Linked DNA regions of Mus musculus: region 1 is linked to region 2. A link is a loop called in an ENCODE intact Hi-C map of the cell type or tissue named here. Cell type or tissue: heart. All regions are shown on one strand.

Region 1 (5,000 bases), 78 kb after region 2:
CCAGAGCTGAGGACCGAACCCAGGGCCTTGCACTTGCTAGGCAAACACTCTACCACTGAGCTAAAACTCCAACCCCAATAATTGTTTAAACCAAGGTTGGCCTTAATCTTGTGGTTCTTGTGCCTTGGTCTCTCATCATCATAGAATTCTGGTGTATGCTATGACTTCTGGCTTGCACAATTTTATAGTCTTCTATAACTGCAAAGCAAAGTCTGTTTATAAACGCACATATGTGCATGCATGCTTAATTTTGAAAAGCAAAAATATGATATGTATTCTGAAACATGTTGTCTGAAGATGTTTAAGTGCAAGCACACACCCATAGTTATATTAACCATAACTGGTTTAGTCTCCTCGATGGATGACCTGCTCCTTAATATCTCACTACCGGCAAATATTTAGGCCGTTAATATTTGTTGGTTTTTTGTCTTGTTTTATGTGCTAAAACATTTTTGTGTATGTACACAAACATTGGACTGAATCAGTTTCTGCAAGTGACTACTGTATTATTCTGGCTGAGACAGAAGGACCATTGAGTTCTAGGTCAGACCTAGAGAGCTGTCTCAAAAAGAAAAGAACCCAGTTTTGTCGGCGATCTGCACTACCATGAGATGACACCCTAGGACTGCAGGTCAAGACTTCACTGTTGACAGAGTTGGAGAGCCTGAGAATCTACTGGCTCCCATGCACTTGGCTAGGACTTGGTGTCATCCACAGGGCCTCTGGATGCACGACCCCGCACTTCCCCTCAGACTTGGGTGGAAACGGACACTCAGTGTTTAAATGCAGTTGCCGTGCCTGGGTATCCCTGTGTACCTTGGCTAAAGTAATGAGCCTTTCTGTTATAAATAGGTTCCTAAGCAGCCGAGTATATCAGAGGATAAGAGCCCTGATTGTTCTTCTGACTAATTCAATTTCCAGCAAACACATGGTAGCTCTCAACTATCTGTAGCTGGGTCTGATACCCTCTTCTGGTATGTCTGAAGACAGCTACAGTAAACTCATACGCATTAAATAAATAAAATCTTTAAAAATTTTTTCCTACTTATGAGAACAGACTCTTGGACCTGGGTAGAGACCTAACATTCCAGGTGGGCTGCTTCAATCACTCTGACTTCCAGGCCCAGGAAGGTGGCTTACCTTAAGACATGCTGAAGAGTTGGATGGAATCATTAGAGCTTTAATATGATGCTACTACACCTCTTACTTCCCAGAGTCCCTGCCCCTACTGCAGCAGCTTAGGAGCCATAGTCAGAAAAAGGTCCAAGCCTGCATCTGTGTGCTATTTTGAATTGCCCAAGAACAGCTTTTCCTTTTCTTCTCCGTTCTAGGGATGCTTTTCCTATCACTTTCCTCAGCATCTTGGGCTTCCTTGCTTTCTCTACTGCTTCCTCCCCTCCATGTGCGTGCCTTCCATGCGAGCATCCATGGCTTTCTCCTTCTGTCCTCCTCCCTCCTCCAGGCAGCTGCTAAGGCTCACAGCTTGCCCCTTTGAGGTTTCTCTTTAGCCGCTAATAAAGTTGTCCTAATGCTTCCATTTGAATCCATTTCTAAACCCCCAGATAAATGAGACTAAAAACTCCATGAGAGGATCCTAATTTCTGGTCACCCACACAAGCTCAGTGGTTATGTGGTGCAGAGACCCCAAACTCCAAGCTTTATCCACTAAGCCATTTATCCAGCCCCAGCTTACAAGTTTCCAAGTAGTAAAATCAGTGATATACTTAAAATACAGAGAATATTCAAGACAGAAACACAACTTTGGAGAGAAAAATATTTAATCTGTTTCATGGAAAAAAAGTACAAAGCTTTGGAAGAGCTTTAGGTTTGCAAGTACAGTAGGAACACACACGCTTCCCAGACGCTTGGCTCCACGCTCCTCGAGTTAGTGAAGCCGTCAAGCTCTTATCCACCCAATAATGCACTTGAAGAAGCCACTGAAGAGTTTGGTCTAGAAATAAGTGTAAAATACATTGCATAAAAATATATTAATCCATCTACAAACACTTTAAAATGCATAGCAAGGAAATTCTTTCAGGACTAAGCCATGTCTAGAAATACCAGTATCTGAACTTGTATACTGGATTTCCACTGCATTGTTTAGGCATGACATCCTCACAGCAGAGCACCTCTATGCTCACAAATGACATCATTTACCCACACAAGATGGCAACAGTCTCTAACGTGATCATCCATGAAGCATACCTTGAAGGAGTAACAGACTGGTGGAGGTCTTGATTCCTTAAGGCGTGAAGTAATGACAGTAACGGCGTCTCTTACAGAGAGACCTAAAGCTATACCATCAGCCCATGGACAGTGAGGAAGCCCTACTTCAAAGAGAAGCCAATCTGAAGTCAGTCACACGGGGTCCTGTTCTCTGCTGTAGAACACTGAGAAATTACTAGGAATTTTAGAAAAATGATCACTGCAACACGTTCCCCACTTGAGTCCCTGTGGAAGCCCAGCTCCTCAGCAAAGGCTCGACAGGAATACAGCTGTTTCTGTAGCTGAGGGCGGAGGTCACGGGCTGAGTTGGGGCTCTGGCTTAGTTTTTGAGGGTAACTTGCAATGATGACATCACAGGCATGCACCGACAATACATTCCAACCCTGTGCCAACAATTATGTTTCTGGTGGAACTAAAAATAGAGACAAGCAGTCTTTAAAATAGAAGATACCCCAATGGCTACACTAGGAACGTATGTGCTTTCATCCCCACTGGCATCATTTGATTGTTTGATCTTATTTATCTCAACATATTTTCTCATGAAACTAGGTTCAGAATAATAAAAATCCTCTTTAAAGAGTCTGTATCTCAGAGGGCGGAACCTCACCTCCCTTTTGTTTTATTTTGTTTTATTTATTCCATGTGGAAAGCTGAAACTAAGCAACCCAAGAGTTACTAGAGCTTCAGATTTCACTTTCAAACAGCAACACTGCTCACGCCCACGTCTGAGCCAGGCCAGGCACTCTAGTATGTAGGTCCAGTGTTTATTTCTAACCCACAGCTGAGGGCGGCCACAGGTGGAAGTGTACTGGAAAGTCCTTGCGGTTCTTTCCTTGGGTCGGGAGGCTGTCGAGAGCAGTGTCCACAGGCACACAGGAGTGACGTGCAAGGGGAGCAAAGGACACACCACACAATGAGTAACTACACCTAGACGCACATTCCACAAGCGTCTAGGGTTTTAGTTTTCAACTCTGACCTCTGACAATGATTAAACCAAAGCACCACGCCATGGCGAAAGCTATCCTAGCAGAGCCTGCAGGCAGGGCTGTGTCCTATTCTGGGCCAGCCTGTGTGCTCATAGCGGCCACCCGAGAGCCAAGGCGCCAGCCTACACAAGCCGGCACAGGCAGGAGACAAGGCTGATTAGCCACAGAATGCCACCTCGCTTGATTACCAAGCCTCTAACTTTAACGACCATTCTGTCTATTACCCTAACGCAAAGAAACTGGAAAAAGGAAATTCTATTAAGCCAGGTTAAAACAGTGACTCAGGCGAGGGCTCATTCTTCATGTCGGCTTTGAAACACGGGTGGAAAAAGCAATCTTGGTGATTATCACGCAGGTCTGCCTCAAGGTATGTGACTCTGTCACACTGTCATTTCTGACCCATGTAGTGCGCTGCTCACTGAACCATAGTACTGCTTCACGACCACACTACTTCACAATGGACAGACGCTGCACTGGGATGCCCCTAAAAACCACCACTGGCACACGCAGGACATCTTGTCTCACACTGCCACGCTGATTTCAGGAACAACTCCTGAGTCACCAGGGAGCCTGCACAGCAGACCATTAAGGCTGCAGGAAGGCAGAGGACTTTATTCCTCTACACCTCACTTGGTTCACAAAACACACTGTGTCCGATATGGGTAGACGTCTCCAGGCCTGCACCAGCCATGCTCGTTATGGTGGACTGGCTGCTGGGACAGTCCTGTTGAGCTAACTGGGATGTCTACACATACTCCTGCCAAGAAAAAACTGTGGATAGTCACTGAAATTAAGGGCACAGAAAATCCTCTGGGAACCAATGATTATATAGACCATTCCAAGGCCCAGATGATAAGAATCTATGAGAAGTCATGTAAGTTGAATGACTTTAATGAATTTAAATGAATTTTACAAACACGCATTCCCAGGGCTCCTGGAATCCTCTGGACTGATAAGTTACTACATGAAGGAATGAAATATGTGACCTTGCAAGTTTGGGAGACGACAGAGTAGGCAGTGGGGCAGACAGCTGTCCACTTCCTCTGTGTACACTCTTAGTGCTGATGTGACTGTTCAAGGAGGAGGGACTCTATCCTAAGGCTGTTGTGAGGATTGCGTGTGGTCAGCACACAGAAGGGAAACTCCCAGCAGGGAGCGAGAACTCAATGAAGGTAAGCCTCCTTCTGCCCTCGTCTGAAGGCCGGGGGGTAGGTCCCCACTTTCCACACTGTAGGGAGCCTCGGTTAAGCTCTGCTGCTGTCAGCCAGCACCCACATACTAGGTCCTGTTCTAGGCACTGGACGCTACCCCAGGAGCTTCGTACCCAACATGCCGAAGCAGCTTCCTTCTCTGGAACATTCACACCTAGTCTGTAACGTTATTCTCAAGTACTTTGAAGACTGCAGAGGGCACCGCCCCAGGGTGAGAGCACCCACCAGGGCACGCAGGTTATAATCTGAAGATTCTTGTACAAGCTGTTAAGAGTGTGGTGTGTCTCCAGCTATGTCTGGATCCTCTATGGAAAAGCCGTATTCATTAAAGCTCCAGAAGGCCTTTTTAAATACTTCAATACAGTAGAGAGGTGCTTCTTTATAAACAATATTGTTTATGAAATGGTAATACATTCTACCATAAAGTGTTCTTTTTCTTCTCGAGCCCAGATTCTACTGGGACTGCTAACATGTCAAATGGTGGAGAAAGATTTTGCTTTAGAAACTGGAGTTGTAAAAAAAAAAAAAAGTCAAGCCCATGTCTGTGGCCATAAATTATTGTCATTATTAGAACTAA
Region 2 (5,000 bases):
TCGCAGTTGCTGCCTTATAAAATAAGCCCGTGGATAAGCCACAGCTGTGCATGAGGCAGGAGCACCAGGAGCCCCACCTGGGTCTTCCCCAGAAAAGGAAAGCACAGCCCTGCTTGACTTTCACTTTCATAATCGCAATCACATATGTATTCAAGATTCCTGTAATCCTATGCACGAGTGTCCTGGAGGTCACAGCACCGAGAGGAACTCTGCCACAGACACGCTCCTTCCTGCAGGACTTGGCTTGCTCTCTTCCTTTTGCATCCTATGGACCAATTCCATGCTGTAGGCTGCCCCCACACGCCTTAAACCAACATCTCCAGCTCCTTTTAAATGTCATTCAGTTTTCCACCCCTGTCACCGCTCTCTGTTAGACACCACATAATGATTACCAGTGGTTTTGCTTGCTATTTGTTTCCTGTTGCAGAAGAGAAGCTTCATGGAGTGTGATCTTGTTGTGTTGTTGTTGTTGTTTTCCCCATTTTGTTCCATATCCTATTCCAAAACTCTGAGCAAGGCTCAGCGGCCTTTAATGCACACTTCAGAAAAAACAGACCGAGTGTGTTCAAAGTGAAAGGCCTGGGGCATTGTGGAGACATCAGAAGTCCTCAGTGGACTGGAGCCAGCGAGACAGCTCAGGAGGTAAAGGTGCCTTCTGCCACGCTGGGCTTCCTGAGTTCAATTCTCAGGACCCACATCAAAAGAACCAACTCCTAAATGCTGTCTTGACTTCCGCATGCTCATTATGACACACACACACTCCCCTCCCTAATAAACGAGTACATATAATTTTAAAATATTTAATGTATAACTCTAGGGCCAGCGAGATAGCTCAGTCATTAAAGGGGCTTGCTGCTAAGCATGGTGATCTGGCTTCAATCACCAGAGCCAAGCCCACAAACTTGTCCTATGACTTCTACATGTGAACTGTGGCTTGTTTGTCCACATATTCGTACGTGTGCAGTGCACATAAACAAACACATACAAATACAATCAATTAAAAGGTATTTGGCTCTGAGTAGGGTGTGTGGGGTGTGTGAAGTGTAGGGGTCAGGACATGCATGAAGGGTTAGTCTGGAAGCGCACAGTCAGGTAGAAAGTGACTGCGGTTGTTCACATGGGAGGTTCATAGTTGGCCCATGACATTTGCAGGAAGGTGGCAGCCTACGGTTGGACCAGAGGTCTGGTGTGATGGCAGACTGTCCGTGCCTGCTGATGGGCTGGGTGGAGAGGTAGCTCAGAGCTGGCGGGAGATATGGCAGCCGAGTTAGCAGGAGGAAGCCTGGAAGTAGAACCACAGGTATGAGTCTAGAAAACAGGATTTTTATTTACACATTTCCTCCAATATTTCCTGAGCTGTCAGTGCTCTGGGAACGGTGCGTGGCTGAGGATGCCACAGTGACCAGCTGAACTGAAGTTCTGGTATACGGGTTCTCCCATTCTAGGGGAGAAGGAAACTTTAGTCAGGGAAGCTGGGAACTGGGTGTGCTAGAGGGTGGGGGATGAAGAGAAAGAAGAGGGAAGTTATAAGGCCCCTGCTGAATCTTCTAGTCAGATAAAACAGCCAGTTCTTCTGAAGTGGGCCCATCTTCCACCTGTAAGTAGAAGGGAAATCATCAGGGGAGGCGGTTAAGGCAGCAAAAGAGGGAAGTCCCAGGTTGGGGATGCAGATGAGATCACTCAGTGGGTTCACATTGGGTGAGAGGTAGGAAGTAGCTGGGAGACTGGTGAGCTAAGCTGACCCTGTGTCTGGACACCACGGAGTCCTAGTGTTAGCTGTGGGAGAAAGGTGGACCCGCTCTTCAGCTCAGAGGAGGAAGCACCGCAGGGAATACTCCCCCATCATGTACAATATTTAATGACGGGTGTTAGATGAGGCCAGCCAGAGAGCTGTTAGAGCTGTGAAGAGCAGATGCAAACGGCTGTGGTGAAGACTGTTAGCACTAGGCGGAGAGGAAGCGCGGACCAGAGAAAGGATCCCGTCCAGCTTTGCCTGAACCTGAGCTTGTGTGCAGTTACTTCCGGGTGCATGGGTAACTCAAAGGCCCCTAGACCTTTTGGGAAGTGTGATGGTTTGCCTATGCTTGACCCAGGGTGGCACTTTTAGAAGGTGTGGCCCTGTTGGAATAGGTATGTCACAGTGGGCGTGGGTTTTAAGACCTTCACCCTAGCTGCCTGGAAGGCAGTATTTTCCTAGCAGCCTCCAGATGAAGATGTAGAACTCTCAGCTCCTCCTGCACCATGCCTGCCTGGATGCTGCCCTGCTTCCACCTTGGTGATAATGGACTGAACCTGTGAACCTGTAAGCCAGCCTCGATGAAATGTTGTCCAATTAGAGAGTTGCCTCGGTCGTGGTGTCTGTTCACAGCAGGAAAACCCTATCTAAAACAGGAAGTCTCTTGGGCAGCTTATGAATAGCTATGCCGCTGAAGAGCCCCATCTGTGGCGTGGATGAATCATGAAAAGATGTAGCACTAAAGACTCTTTGGGGTCCCAATCCCCAGTCCACGTATTAGGTCTTACATGACCTGGGTAAGGGTTGGGTTCATGTGGGGATCTGTAAAGGCTCATTAGCCTAGCAGTCCTCTCTCCACCCGTAAGGGAATGTTGATAGGCTGGTCCTGGTGAGTGTCTCCTGTGGGTGATCACAGATGCTCTCATTCAAGGCAGCCTGGAGGAAACAGCCTACAACAGCTGCAAGAGATGATCATGTGCAGGGGCGACAGATATCTGCAGTCCTTCCTGTCTCTGCTCCCTTCATTCCAGAGGGCCCGTCCCTGGGACAACGGCTGCTCAGTGAAATGCGGTGCCCAGGGGAGTCATTCAGGAGATATCTGATTCATATGACACACGCATGCATGTGAGAAGATCTGTCTGTGGTCCTAAGCAAGCGTCAGGTGTGTGGATGTAGCTGACAAAGCCCTGGAAGCCCTTGGAGACTTTCAGCATGCTTAGCTGTAGGTGAGAGCCAAGTCTGTTCCTGGAACTTTGGAGCTGATGTTGGCAGAGGCTGCTGCTTTGTACAATGAGGCACTTTAAGGTCACCGTCAGCTTCAGGTTTGTGTGTGGTGAGAGTTACCATTGCCGGCTCACAGATAGCTAGGTGCTGTCAGCAGGACTTTCACAGGCCTGCTCTCTGTGTGCCAGGAGATGGGAGAGGACCCACAGTGTTAACTGATTTCTACCATGTAAATACCTCGCCGTGGCTAACTTGTAACAGTTTAACCACTGACTCTCAGAGGTGTTGCAGTTTCAGGGAACATTTAGCGGCTGGCTCCCATACACCAGCCTACTTCTTTCTGTCAGGAAGGCCAGGCGATAGTTCTGCAGGCCTAATTCCTGTGGCTTCTCAGCTTTTCCTCACTCCCTGTGTTCATGCTTACACTTCACAAAGGAGATGGCCGCATGCCCGGGACCATGAGTTTTCTCTCCACTGTTTGAGTTTTTCCTCTGTTATAGTCTTTCAACCATGGCCCTCGGCTGAATTGAGTAGTTGACCTTGTGACTCTCCACTGACTGGCTCTTACTTACGGTGGACGGTAGCTCTCCATAAGAGTCTCCTTGTTCTGAATCCTTCTGAATTTGGTGTTCTCCATAGAAAGGATGTCACTACAGTGTCCCCCGAGAACTTAGGAAACGGATGGTTATAATTTCACCATCCAAACGCTGTGGGGACAGAGAGGTAGTGAACGCTGAGTCAGAACAGGTCAGGTTAGTGTAGGTCTGCACACCGGATGAGGAGCCGCAGCCTGTGCTGATCCACAAGCCACACACCTTTCAAAGTCTGGGGCTACAGGGCCACTTCCTGTCTCGTTTTCATTTGCCACTTTGTTCCAAAGGAAATCTCATTCTCAAAGCACATTAATAATGAGCAAAATGCCATGGTCCTTCATCAGGGTCGTACTTCGAAACAAAGGCAGACCTTACACATTTATGTATTGAAGTCTGTGCATTATATTCCCAGCCCTGCTCTGGCCCTCCCCGGCCCCAACAAAATACCATCCATTCCTAAAAGTAGAAATGAGAAATTGAACATCCTTTAGGCCTTGTTTCTTCTCAGGGGCTGCACAGGCCACTCTGCCATGTTGACTCCCTGCATCAGGAGCCCAGAAGTCTTTTTCCACATGCAGTTGACGTGTGCCTTCTGCAAGTCCCCTGCAGTCCTTTGTGTTCACGTCCATCTTCAAACCTGGCTAGAGTAGCTCAGGTGGGTCCTGTGGAGGAGCCAGACACAGCTGCCTAACATACAACCACCCTTAGGTCCAGGGACAGGAGCCATTTTGTGGCCAGTGGAAGCGTGGTGGTCACTGTCACCAGTTTCATACACAAGAGAGACCTGGAAGTAAATGGACAAGCCAGATGACACCCAAGCAGTGACGTGTTGCTCACTGGTGACATTTGCGCCACTTTCGTTCTCACCCCTGTGAGCCTTGCGACACCAGAGGCTGGAGGCTCCAGGAGCCAAGAGGCTGATTGGGAGCCCCAGGAGGCACAGGATGCAGATTAATCAATCTCCAGGCCCACCAGTTTCCCTGAAACACCCGCGTGCTAAACGGTCACTTGCAAGCCAAGAGCAGCAAGTTGCCTCAACTCCTGTCTGGAGTCTACCTCCTGGAAAAGTCTACGAAATCAGGCGGAAAATCCAAGGTGGTTTGGTTTGTTTTTGGCTTTTTCACATGGGCTACCAGACAGAAGTTCTCCGAGATTCCAGATGGGTAGCAGCTGGATAAAATGTGCGTCCCCAGATCTACATTGTACCTTGGGAAAGGGGTGTGCTGAAGGCGTCTGAAATATTACTAACTTCCTTTTCCTCCCTCCATCTCTCCCTCCCTCCCTTCCTCCTTTCCTCCCTCCGTCTGTCCCTCTCTCTTTTCCTTCCTATCTGAATGTCTGGGTTCACTTGTTTGGATAGAAGTAAAGAGAGGAAAAAAATCTTTTTGGCAGTGGTTGTTTTGTTTTCTCAATTTTCTTGTCAACTGACTCATGACAGAAAAATGCCA

What was found. Peaks named below come from ENCODE experiments on the same cell type or tissue, not always from the same donor. Only the 100,000 strongest peaks of a DNase experiment are listed, where the experiment ranks them.
Region 1: a loop joins it to region 2, with 1.8 times the contacts of the local background. A loop is called at or near these places in 1 of 42 quality-filtered maps.

What each region holds. Positions count from the first base shown.
Region 1 is chr19:56,600,264-56,605,263 of GRCm38, reverse strand. It overlaps a transcript of Nhlrc2 not described here. Among named protein-coding and RNA genes, the nearest start is that of Nhlrc2, 55 kb to the right of the region's middle. In heart, no CTCF peak of the experiment used is centred here; no DNase peak of the experiment used is centred here; H3K27ac peaks cover 1,231 bases.
Region 2 is chr19:56,678,151-56,683,150 of GRCm38, reverse strand. No RefSeq gene overlaps it. Among named protein-coding and RNA genes, the nearest start is that of Gm32492, 12 kb to the right of the region's middle. In heart, no CTCF peak of the experiment used is centred here; DNase peaks (open chromatin) are centred at 3,040 and 4,410; H3K27ac peaks cover 1,958 bases.